2 separate regions of the Mus musculus genome follow, and region 2 is linked to region 1. The links are chromatin contacts, found by Hi-C or POLR2A ChIA-PET in ENCODE. All regions are on one chromosome and are shown on one strand. Each heading gives the region's core, a stretch centred on a gene start or an enhancer-like site at or near the end of the contact. The rest is flanking DNA. Distances are from core to core; before and after follow the strand shown.

Evidence for each region. A loop is a pair of places that touch in the nucleus more often than their neighbours do. ChIA-PET counts read pairs that join two places held with the same protein, here RNA polymerase II (POLR2A).
Region 2: a loop to region 1 is called in a map of heart, with 1.8 times the contacts of the local background. The contact joins two enhancer-like sites. A Hi-C loop is called at or near these places in 2 of 37 maps with a recorded cell type or tissue (heart and v-Abl transformed pro-B cells). POLR2A ChIA-PET finds 5 or more read pairs at or near these places in 1 of 5 experiments (Patski).

Annotation. Positions count from the first base shown.
Region 1 is chr3:51,747,850-51,754,297 of GRCm38, reverse strand. All of the region lies in intron 2 of Maml3 (mastermind like transcriptional coactivator 3), which reads left to right. Among named protein-coding and RNA genes, the nearest start is that of Gm46803, 43 kb to the right of the region's middle. Within about 2 kb of position 4,242, at least 1 of the 3 ENCODE cell types and tissues checked has a DNase peak (open chromatin) inside an H3K27ac peak, as active enhancers do; it is heart, where a contact is called at or near this core.
Region 2 is chr3:51,786,613-51,793,150 of GRCm38, reverse strand. The region is part of intron 2 of Maml3 (mastermind like transcriptional coactivator 3); the gene reads left to right. Among named protein-coding and RNA genes, the nearest start is that of Gm46803, 82 kb to the right of the region's middle. RefSeq lists an enhancer at 1,282-5,299. Within about 2 kb of position 4,335, at least 1 of the 3 ENCODE cell types and tissues checked has a DNase peak (open chromatin) inside an H3K27ac peak, as active enhancers do; it is heart, where a contact is called at or near this core.

The DNA of each region.
Region 1 (6,448 bases), core at 2,993-5,492:
AAGCCAGAGGCCAGGGCGGCTCAGCAGCCAACTTCGATTCCTCCCCAAGGTTGCCTCATGACATCCAAAAACATGGAGAAAGCTTCCAAACGTGACTCCAGGGCTTGTCCTCGGGAGTCTCCTCACAAATTTGGGGGATCTTTTACATATCACCAGTTTCCACCGGTTTCATTATAGCCCTCTGAAAGTCCAAAGTCCCACGGGGTGAGGAGAGTTTCAGGCCAAAGCACTCAAGTGGAGAGTTGAGCAGGAATAGGCACAGTTAATAAAAAAATTGAGGATTACGATGAGACACTTAAGGCAAAGCTAAGCAAACCAGGAGGATTGAGGAGCAGGAAGGCAGATGAAATCTAATTTGGTTAAGCGTAAAACAGTGCACTTTGGGAGAAATCATGTAAACTTCTCAATCTCTGATCAGCACTGAACTCATAATAAAGTAAGTTAAGAGTCGTGGTCGATAACTTGGGGGACACCTGTCTAATATGCAGCAGCAATTTAAAAAGCCAATAGGATACCGGGGGCTTAAAAGAAAAACTAATATCGAAAACTTAAGGTAACGGATAAAACATTAGTGCTATTTTGTGTCCAGTCTAGGTTATCCAGAGAGATATTAAATCCCAGGAAAGGGACTTGAAAATCATTTAGAAAAGAAGTTAGGCTCGGGGCTTGTAGAAGTTTACTGACTTGGAGGAAGGAAACGGAAGTGTCATCCAGAGGACAGGAGCAAGATTTGGAAGGCTATTTCCTGCTTGGTTCCACTGTCCTGCGGTGGGAAAAGATGGCACATACTGAATGCTTCAGTAAGACCCAGATGGACTCTTTCCCAGGATGTCTCTGCTGGAGATGTCCCTGCTTGGGCTAGGAATATGTATCTGCTAGGGACACGGGATTGCATAAACATTCGCCTCCTCTCAGGCTAGAGTGATCAGGTGATGGATAAAGGTGTTCTCTGTGGGATGCTGGGTCCTGCAAAGCTTTGGATGGTGGTGTAGCCCAAGGCTGCTTCCTGCTGGTCAGAGACCATAACCAACAGGCTCGGTGGTCAGACCCAAGGACGAGGGTATGTGTTTCTTTTGGGGTTTTGTTAGTTCTCAGGGGGACTTTTGGAGGTTTTTCTTTGGTGGTTTTTTGAGACAGGGTATTTATTACACTGTAGTTCAGGCTGGGTTGATGTTTGCTCTGTAGCCCAGATTAGTTTTAAACTCACAGCAATCCTCTGCTTCCGCCCCAGGGGATGGGTGGATACGCCTACGCATTTTTGCTTCCAACTGTACTCTCGTGGTTCAGTATATCCTAGGTGTTAGAGATGGACACTCAGACACGGTTTGTGTCCTGCCTTATCATGGACGTCCCAGGTTGAAGTGAGCAGGGGTCTTAACAATACATAACTCTGTCTTCTACTGGAAACTGGGAGATCACCTGGCCCTCACCTCACCCCTGAAACACACAATCTTATACTATTATGCTGTACATCCGAGGACCCACTCGGCCACACTGCCTGCTGCAAGCATAGCCAGCCCTGACCGCTCTGTGCTATCGACAGATATGCCTGTTATGGCTGCCACCTCAGAGAACCGATTGATTGGTTCAAAGAAAAATCTAGGGGCTGGTGAGATGGCTCAGTGGGTAAGAGCACCCGACTGCTCTTCCGAAGGTCCGAAGTTCAAATCCCAGCAACCACATGGTGGCTCACAACCACCCGTAATGAGATCTGATGCCCTCTTCTGGTGTATCTGAAGACAACTACAGTGTACTTACATATAATAAATAAATAAATCTTTAAAAAAAAAAAAAAAAGAAAAATCTAGATATTTATTTGAAGGGCCAGATAGGTCCTTCATGGCATTTTCTCAGTTCAAAATGTCAGCTCTCGCTTACGCACAGGAAGCTAAAGAGCAAATCCACTTCTGTGGAGATTTTTTTCCAAAACAAAACAACCCAATTTCCCCCCTGATCCCTGGGAAATTAGCATCTGGCTTGCAGTTTCTGCGCCACCTTCTCGAAGAGGTCCTAGAGAAAGTGATGCAGGAAATCCCTGAAGTGCTGAGACTCCCTCCCTCATCCACACCCTTTCTGTTTCCCTGCTTCTGCGCAGTTAACCAAGTACTAAAGTAAAGGTGGCTCAAACAGCAGGCAGGGATTTCATTTCCTCAGAGTTGGGGAGATGGCAAACCTGAGATCGCTATGTTGACAGGCTCCATTTCTTCTGAGGCTCCTTGGGTGTAGAGATGACTGCCTTTGCCTTGTGTCCTAGCATAGTGTCCCTTGTCCTTCTACTTCCAAATTCCCCTCTTCTGATATGAACACCAGCCATACTGGATCAGGATGGCAGCTTATCACCACCCAACAGTCTTGTTCAGAGGTAACCTGATTAATACCATTAGTCTCTTTTGTGCCCCTTCAAGGATTTTTCCCTTAAACAGTATTTCGAGGACAAATCCTTCAGTAGCACTTTAAAATTAAGAACTCCCGTGTTTCTAGTTACAGAAATAAACAAATAAAGGGCTGTTGAGATGTGTGAATGAAGGGGCAGATCGCTAAGCGTTGCCTCTGGCACCGGGTAGCCATATTGTTCTCCCTGGTTGAGACCTTTTCAGATAATACTCCGCAGTGTGACTCCAGCCAGCTACAGCCTCGCAACCGCATGCAACCTGTTCCTGCCAGTGGGGATCGCCACACTCCATGTGAAAACAAAAGGGCACAGTTTCCACGCTCAGGTTCTCTCCTCAGGAGTACCACAGTCCCTGAGTAAGCAACAGAGCCCTTTCATGCCCACTGACGGCCATGCCGGCAGAATCCAGAACGCAGCTCTGCCTTCTGCTTTATTTTGTGCCTGGAGCCCTCTGGACATACTATGTAATATTTTCATGTAAATAGCAAAGCCCCAGCCACATCTTTGAGAGCAGCATTTAACACCACCCCAAAAGACCCAGAAGCTCTTAAGCACACATGCCTGCCCTCTGGGGACATGTGGCAGGGTGGCTGCTCTCAGCCCTGGCCTCTGAGCTTGCGTTCTCAAGCCAAGCTCCTCAGCCCCTGAAGAACCATTCTTTCAAGGCAGCAGAGGAAGGCGGTGGAGAGCCTCCCACATCCGATGACAGAGGGGAGTGCTGTGTGCACAGCAAGCGTAGCCCACCACAGAGACTGAAGGAACTGGGGTCCTCTCAGGAGGCGAGGGCCGCAGATATAGGTCACAGGTCACAGATATAGGTCAATAGTGGAGGGTGGTTGTTGTTGTTGTTTTTCGAGACAGGATTTCTTTGTATAGCCCTGGCTGTCCTGGAACTCACTCTGTAGACCAGGCTGACCTAGAACTCAGAAATCCACCTGCCTCTGCCTCCCAAGTGCTGGGACTAAAGGCGTTCGCCACTATGCCCAGCAATAGTGAAGCTCTTGCCTAGAAAGTAAGGAGTCTTTCAAACACATGGGGGAAAAAAATGCCACCGTTAGGCACTATGTGGGACAGGAATGAAATCTTAAAACTACTGCAAGTGCATCAAGAAAGGACATGCACATATCACACACACAGCATCCTCACCATACCACAGCAAGCATACAACACACACATACACACACCACACCGAACGCATACACATCACACATACATGTATATATCACATTCACCATATATACACACACATACACAACACATATACCCCTTCCCCCAACACACACACAGGAAATGGACATGCTCACCCAGTAGCAACTGGAGATCTCACACACACACACACACCAGGTACAAGACATACCCATAGCTCGCCCCCCAAACACACACACAAACAGAGGAAATGGCAGTATTCACCCAATAGCAGCTGAAGGACATAGACACACAGACACACATACATGCACAGACACACATATTCATATCCCACCCTCACACACACAGAGGAAATGGCAGTGCTCACATAGTAGCAGCTAGGGGTCATAGGCACAACAGAGGGAGAGGGAGAGAAAGAGAGAGAGAGAGATGTTATTGGGTGTTTGCCCAATAGCAGCTAGAGGTCACAGAGAGGTCATGGAGACAAAGTCCCAGCAGACTGAGGTTAAGTCACACCAGGAAGAGATGAGGGGTGAGTGACCCAGGGCCCTACTTGGTTGTTCCTCAGCAGACACAGGACTCTCACTGTCCTTGGAGTGGAATTGGCTCAGCCCCTGAGCCTGTGACTTGCCAGGATTGCATGGAATGCCATTGGAGATGCGAGACAATTTTAGAAACAGGAAATTGGAAGTGTGCTGCTTAAAATACTTGGGGCTGTGTGTACAAGAGAAGAGAGGGTCTGTGCATGTCTCAGAAGAGCGCTTGTGTGGACGCACCCAGGCTGGCTTGCGGGCAGCCAGGGCAGCCGGGAGGCATCAGGCTGGCCTGGCCTTGTCAGCTCCTGTCTTCCACAGAGACTGGCTTGTTTGGCATAGCCATTTTCTTTGCTTCAGAGTCAAAGCTGTCTGCCCCTTTTCTTCTCTCCTCCTGCACTGGCGGCGGCGGGGGTGGGGTGGGGACGTTGTTATATGTGGATACTCGGAAAAATAAACATGCATTTTAATATCCATGCTCCCCCACAGTCAGCAAGCGATTTCTTCCACCCAGGTGGAAAAAGGATAGGGCCTCTCTGACATGCTGGTTAGTCTGAAAACAGGCCGCTAAATGCATAATGAACAGCCTCAGAGGAGTCAATCTGCATGTTAAAATGGTGTTCAGCAGCCCAGGCTGTCACACAACATAATTTGAAGATGAATGTGCATCCAATCAGACGGCCGTTCGCTGACTGCAGAGTCCTGGCTATTAGGATTACCTGTCTGCTGGGTGGCCCCCAAATCTGTAGTGAGATGAATGGGGGTCCCCCTCAACCCTACCCAGATTTGCTAGAGCCAGACTAAGGTCAACATACAGATAACCTAAAGAGGACCCCAGCATAAAGACATGCTAGAGTCGGGAGATGGGCAGTGATGACAGAGAGGTATTTAGCCTGGCATTCAGTAGTTTTGAGCAGGTCTGCAACAGCAGGTCCTGCTGGCCACAGGCGTGGCTGGAGCCAGGGCCCGCCCGTCACTGCAGTTACAGCCTTCGCATGAATGATGCGCAAACCTCACTTTTGTCTCTGAGCGTTTGACACCAATTAGGACCTGACTCCAGGGGCAGAACTTCACAAGTACATGAGGAACACTGGAAAAATGAGGCTACAGACCAGAAATGAGCCATCTGCCTGGTAAAAACTGTATCCTCGAGGTAGCATTTACATGGGGACACCGGGCAGCGTGTCACTCATTGTCCCTTCCCACAGCTCCACAGCACAAAGGGGATTTCGGAGCCATGTTGCCTTTAAGGCCCTGTACTTGGAAAGCCTGCATGAACCTTTTTTTTTTTTTTTTTTTTTTTTAATTCTAAATGCCTGCTGGAGCTGCAGCTAAATGCCAAGCCCTGGGGAAGGCTTCATATTCGCTGCAGGTTTCATGCCTTGCTCCCGTCTTGAGGTTCCCAAATACTGAAAATAGGCAGCCTAAAGCCAAATTTGGGGCGTAGGAAATAGCAGTAAATAACATTATAAGGTCCTTCCTTGGTGGCGTCAAATCCTCTTCCGAAAGAAGGAGGGGGGGACAAATGGAACCCAGGTGCCAAAAGCCACAGGCTCTGCAGCAGAGCAATCTGCCTGCAGAGAAGCTGGATACAGTTTCTCCATGGGTTCCAGGCACACTGACTCTTGCCAGCCCCCCTACAGCTGCTCCCTGGCCAGCTTGACCTTTCATTACAGGCCAGCCAAACAAGCTAGCAGGAAGGCCACCTACGTTTAGTGGGTGTATGTTGGTCTAAGAGCCCTGTTCATTTGGCAGAACCCTCTAAAGAAGCCTATCCAACAGACAATTAAGACCTAATGCATCTATTTCTTTGTCCTCATGAACTGAAGTTGTCATTATGTCTAGTTGGTTAAAAAGAAAAAAAAATTCGTGGGATTATTCCAGAAAATGTCTTTTGAAACTGAGTTGACTAATTGTGTTAGTCAGCTTCGCATTACTATGACAAAATACCTGATGCATTCAACTTATAAAGAGAAAAGGTTTGCTTTTCCTCACAGTTCTAGAGATTTCTGTCTAAGCCAAGATCTGGTAACTGACTAGCTGGCCTTCTTTCTGTTTAGCTTTCCTTTCTTCCCCTTCCTTCATTATTTCTGTCCCCCCTTTTTTCCTTCCTCATTCTATGCGGTCTTTGGACTCAAACCCAGGGCCTTGCACATGGGAGACAAACAGTCTGCCACTAGGCTATATCCTGAGCCTTGCATTCCCACTGTGGGTGGCTCCAGGAAGGACAGCATATCACCACAGTGAGTGCACAAGGCAGAATCAACTACATACTTAATGAGCCTGTTAAGTTCCCAAATCCCCAATAACCTCAGGGTCTCCCAGTATCCCTCAAGTACTAAAGTCTCCATCACCTTGTGGATCAATCCCCCAAAAC
Region 2 (6,538 bases), core at 3,086-5,585, 39 kb before region 1:
GCTTCCATAATCCTCTCTCTGAGAATGCTGGAGTGTTCAGAAAAGTGTCTCTTCCACATATGGCCAGGTAACTAGTGTCCATACAAGCCAGTTAGAAGAAAATAATCCCCCTCATGTGGCGCTAGCTTTGCCCATATAGCCATCTAAATGACTGTAGACGTCATACCTGCCTTCCCTCAGCCAAAGTTGACCAGGTAATGTGATGAGAGACTGTGACGCTTCTGTGTTGGGAAGAAGCTGCCGAGGGTCCAACCTTCCTCTTAGTCTCACATCCAAGGGTTCACTTAAGCTGCTTGCGGTTCTTCTCTGCCTCCTCTCCCTCCTGCCTTCTGTGATCACTGAAGGTACAGAGCTTCTTCTCTTGCCTCAGTGACCCACACACTGCAGGGAGTCAGAGCCGCAGCCCCTAAGTTCTCTCCAGCTGGATAGCCTGGAGCACTCGCTGCTGTCCTTGGCCACCAAGACTTCTCTCTGTTGCCCTGGTACAACCAGATGCCAACTGAGCCAGAAATTATTTTCCCAGATGTTCATAAGTTCCCCCATTTGGTGGCGATTTCATTTTGCCCTACATTTTAGCTGTTTACCTGTTTGACTTTGGTTTGTGTCAGTGCTAAGAACTACAGCAGAAACCTTGTTCATGCCAGACAAACGCTGTATCACCAACCCCAAGTTCTCCAGCATGTTTGCTGGGAGCAGCAAAGGCTAAGGAATAGAGGGGATGTGAACTAGGAAGAGGCTGGGACAGATTCCTATTCTTCCATGGGCAGGCCAAATGGTTTCATACAGCAGGCACTTAATAAGCACTATAATTGGATATATACAACATACTGCATGAGTTCCAACTTGATACAGTTCACACCTGTAGTTCTATGTAAGATAGAGTCTTTGAAATTAGAAGGAGCTAAAAGATCCCAATTGTGAAGTCTATTCAATACCTATTCTATTCTATAGCTATAGCTATAACGATCGCTGACATTTTAGAGTGTGTGCTGCTTTCTAGGCTATAAACTAAGTTCCTTCCATGCACTACATTATTAGATTGTCCCAGCTCAAGGAAGTGGGCTTCGTGATGGGTAAAAGAATATTTTGCAGTGATTTCTCCAGCTCTTATTGATATTCAATGGTATTTGATCATTTTCCTATTCCTAAGAACCTATAAAATAAATCAATTCTGGTGAGCTTGGCTTTTTTCTAGTGTAACTGGAGGCAGTGATGGTACAGCCTCAGTGACTACAGAAAACGTCATCACCGAGGTTACTCTTGATGTGTATTTATGATCATACGCTGTGTGCCAGATACTTAGGAAATGCTGGAGACAGAAAATGGAGATTGCCCCTAACTTCATGGCTATATCAGTAACCACAGAAACAGACAGCAGTGAACCAAGCATGCAGACACTTAGTGATCGTCCCCAAAAAGTCGGTGCTGGGAAGAAAAGACACACAACACAGCTGTGAGTTTGAATAAACAGTGGACGGAGATGGGGCTCTGTCTAGAAAGGCTTCTCTGAGACCCGAAGACCAGTGGTGACAGTCCTGGAAGTGCTGCTTCAGGCCCAGCAGCTGGAGCATCACACAGGGACCTGCAGGAATCACAAGTGACTGGTTCCCTCAGACCCACGAAACCAGAGACTCCACAGTGGTGGCTGGCCAGCTTTGTTCCTTTAAGTCTGAGAAATCTTTTTTTATTTCCTTTGTGTGTGTGTGTGTGTGTGTGTGCGTGTGTGTGCTTGTGTACTTGTGGTTGAAGAGTATGTATGTTCTGGGTGTGCTCACACACACACACACACACACACACACACACACACACACACGGTGCATGTAGAGTCCAGAAGTTGACCTCAGGTGTCTTCATCCATCAATCTCCACCTTATTGACTGAGGCAGAGATGGATGCTGAACCCAGAGCTTGCTGGCTGAGCTGGTTTAGCAAGTTCGCTTACCCCAGGGATTGCTTGTTTCCTCTTGTGGGGCTCTGTCATTACAGGCTGTCACACCCCATGGCTTTTTGGTGGGTGCTAGGGGTCCCAGGTTTGTGTGGAAAGTGCTTTATCCATCAAGCCATGTCTCCAGTCCCTCTTTCTGTACTTTATCGTCTTGGGGTTTCAAGATGGACCCTCACTCTGTATTCCGGGCTGGCCTTAAACACAGGGCAATCCCCCTGCTTTGGCCGTCCAAATGCTGTGATTACAGGCATGTGCCACTATTTCTGTTTGTGTATGTTGCTTTTTAATGCTTTTACTTTTTATTATTAACACATAGTAGCTGCACATACATACAGGATACAGTGTGACATTTCAACACATGCATATAATATATAATGATCCATTCAGGGTGACTGTCATATTTGTCACTTCAGACAAAGGTCACCTCCTTCTCTGGGGAAGAGCCAGAGTCCTTTGTGTCAGCCATTTTGAAATTTTATGGAACGGCTGTCAGTTGCTGTTGTACCACAGTGCTAAAGAATGTTTAAAGTTACTTCCTCCTGAAGGGCCCTCCTCGAGCCATGAGCATCCTCTCCCATCCCTCCTGCTCCTGATCCCGGGCTCAAGTAACCATTATCCTACTCTCTGTTTCTGTGAGAGCAACCCTTTAGCTTCCGGGTATGTGTGAACACGATGCTGTTCTATTCCGGACTTATTTCCTCCATTCCAGCCTTGTTGCCATGAGTGGCAGAAGTGTACATTATACAACAAAGCAACCTTCCACTATTATGCGATAAGATAGTGTTGCACAATGTTGTGCAGTAAGATAGTGAGACAGCTAGGAGATTGGGATGGACTCTGAAGTTTGGGGACCAGTACTCAAGCCTCAAAAGTGGTGTCGGGATGGGCTAAGACAGAACGTGGTGACTAGGAAAAAGCGTGTCGTGACGTCCTAGGGCTTAGAGGGACACAGCTCATGGGCAGGGAAAAGTGAGGTGGGGTGAAGCTGGGAAATAGTCTGGGGTCACGTCATTTCCAGGATTCTACCCGCTGTGCTAACAGTGAAGAGAGGCCGCTGAAGACTGACAGGCAGGCTGTTCTAGTGCAGTTGTAGTTGCATTTTTGGAAACCTCCATCTGACCACACAGCTGGTGGAGGGGAGTGGGCACGGAGAGAATTATTTGGAAAGAACTTTAGCCCTATAATTTGAAGGCTGAGAGAACGGGGTGAGAAGAAAGAAAGACAGGAGTAAGTGAATGGAATTCAGTACAATAGACACCGCGCCCTGGAGGCCTACAGTAAGGGCCTTGCTGATATTGGAAAATGGACCTTGAAGGAGAGGGATGTATTGGTTGGAGCCTAGGTTCCTGACTTTTAAAATCAGAGTGACATTGATGCCCATAGGCCCTGAGAGAATAGACTGTCAGAGGAACGTCATGGCTGGGGTCTGCCCTAGAGGGATCCTGCAATATCATACACTTGCAAGGAACTAGAAAGAGGGAGACCCGCCCAGGAACTCTAAGGCTACAGAGGGACCACCTCAGCCCTTCCAAGGGTAGAGCGTTAGCGTCTGGGGCGACAAAGCAGTTGAGCGTCCCCCTGTCATTGTGGCTGCTTATAGCCCCGGTCTGGGAAAAGGTAAAGCTTAGGGGAACAGAAACTTGGCCTTTTCCTCATTTTCAGCTTTCCAAACCAAGCAGAGGCGGGCCATTTTCAACAGACACTACTGCCAATTAGAAGAGGCAAAAGACCAGCACAAAGTAGGCTCCCAAGATCTAGCCAGTTGAACTGAACCAAAACCATCCGCTTCCTGGGCCCCGAGAAGGTGCAACATGTCACAGGTCCTCAAGGAGAAAGGGGCTGGCAGGGAGGACCCCTGCATGAGAATTAAGACCTCTGTGACCCCCATCTGTTCCTCCTCTCCTCTCCCTCCTCTCCTGCTGCCATGGAGACCAGTCTGGAATGGCAGTAAGCCTTATGCCCCAGAGAAAACAATACAGTGTTTGAAGAGTGGAAGTTGGCCTCTAAGCACAAGCTCTGTCGCCCATCCCCCACAGCCCAGGATTCTTACAAAAGGCAGCTTTTTCCGCTAGAGGGTCAGAGCTCTGCTGTCCATCGATCTGCGTCCACTTTGTCCCTCGCTACTTCCGACTTGTTCATTTTTGAACTCACACCACACAGCCTGAGTGTCATGGGTCTGTTTAGTCGGAGAGGTGCTGATGTGACCGCGTCCCTTCTGCTCAGTGGCACAGAGCATCCCGCTCCTTTTTGTGTCTTTGAACCGCTGCTGTTGACTCACAGGCTGGAGCGGTTGGGCTGGGCTGAATTAGAAACAATGTAATCAACATCTCTATTTTTATCTCTGCTCTCTCCCCTCCCCACTGACTCACGGTTCTCTGTCTCAGAGCCCGGGATCTTAAAAGACTTGCATTAGATCCAGGGTGAATACGCACAGATGTGGTGTTTCTGCCATTCAAAGCCAGGAGTGGTTTTTCTTTTTCTTTTTTTTTTTTTCCTGATGCACTGGGCCCACACGTCAGTAGTGTTATTTATTGCCGTTCACTGCCATCTTCTTTGTGGCTGTGTTACAGCTCAAGCTGCCTTTCCCTCCTGAGGTCTAAGATAAATTTTGCAGACAAGGGAGGAACCCGGGTCTGATTTCTGAAATGAATCTTCAGAGAAAACTTCAGCACTGAACTAAAACTTTTAACTTTTCCCAGTTAATTCGGGAAGCCTGACCTGGAATCTACAGAAAGCAAAAACTAAATACAATATAGTAGTAGGTCCCCCCCCCCAAAAAAAAACCACCCCAACGATGAAGGATCTTTTTTTCCTGCCTAGACTTCTGCATGTTGATGTGTATTTTTAAATTTTTAATTCTATAGACATAGATATGCTAAGTGCTTGGAATTCTGAAGCCTTAGATTTGAGTCCCAACCTGATATTGCTTGCTATTTATAATCTTCAGCTGACAACTTAATTCCTATTTTTAAGATTTTTTTTGGTTTTATGATTATGTCTGCCTGAATGTATTTATATGCATCACATATGTGCAGGTGCCCACAGAAACCAGAAGAGGGCACTAGATTCCCCTGGAAGTAGATATACAATGATTGTGAGCCGCCCAGTGTGGGTGCTGGGAACCCAAACTGGGAATTCTCCAAAAGAAACACTCCTAACTGCTGAGCCATCTCTACAGTCCAAACATGTCATTTCTCCATGTCTTACTTTTCTGTTTTGTGAAATGGAGTTTGACCTCTCAAACATACGTTATATATCTTATAGAATTGTTCTGAGGATTAAAAAAAAATCTAACGAAAAAGCTTTAAAAATCTAGATTTCGTGAGGACTTTAAAACAAGGGCCAGCACATAACAATCTGTCCAAAAACAAATTAAAAAGTTGGCTATTTTCGTGCCTCAGGCCATATCTACCCGACTTAAGAAAAGTAATTCATCTTTAAAAGAATTTTCATGGGCCAGGGTGGTAGTTCAGTCAGTAAGGTGCTCAGGCATGGTGACCTATTTGGTCCTCACTATTCACATAAAAAGCCAGCCGGGGTGACCTGTGCTGGGAAAGAGGAGCTATCCTGGGACTCAATGATGAGCCAGCCTAGCCTACTTTATGAGCTCCAGGCCAGTGAGAGACCCAGTCTCAAGAAATCAGGTAGGCAGTGTGTGAAGAACATCCAAGGTTGCTTTCTGGCCTACACACACACACACACACACACACACACACACACACACACACACACTCTCCTTTAACAAGCACAGAACACCTCGGGATGTTGCCTTATCTATTCCAGAATTTATGAGCCATCCTTCTACAGAAACTAAGGGAACCCTGTGTTACAGAACGGACCTATTTTTCTTTCTAGCATAAGCGCAGCCTCTAACTCCCCAGTCTGCCTTTCCTAGAATTTTATTCTCATTTCATCAAAATTGGTTTTTGTGTTCTGTATCCAAGGGTACTTACACGTTCTTCTCCAGATAATTGTATTTTACATGCAGTGACTTTTTCTTGGCTTAGCTAATGTCACCTCATTAGACTAGACTCTAATGATGCTCTTTCTTTTCTACAGTGCAGCCATGACAGTAGCCTGGGAAACTCTCTGCAGAAGTTATCCTTTCTCTTCACCTGGGTCTCCCCATCACCTTGAGCCCTGCACACTTTACTAACTGAAGGGTTAGAATCCAAGGAGGGAGGTTCACAGAACCCCAATGCAAATAAAAGTCAGGCAGTCTCTGGAAAGCTCCCAGCCGCCCTGTGCGTCCCAGAAACTGCAGTAACCTAGTAGGTTAACACATCTTAGGAGTCACACCCTCTTTGCAGCTATCCCCGCTGTTCCAAAACTGCCTGAACCACAGAGCTTCATGCAATGTGCCATACCTGCACCACCGCCACAAACCAACACTCTGGGACTCTTGGGCACAGATTCAGAGAGATCAAGGTACCCGATCTCCCGTGTGGGAAAAGCTCACAGGAGGGCAGCGGAAGCTTGAGGCAATGAGATGCATCCTGTCACCGTCATCCCATGTAGGGGTTCAAGGCTAACTAACTACTTGGGTCTTTTGGTATTCAGCCTGTATCATTATCCAGGCACCACGTTTATATGA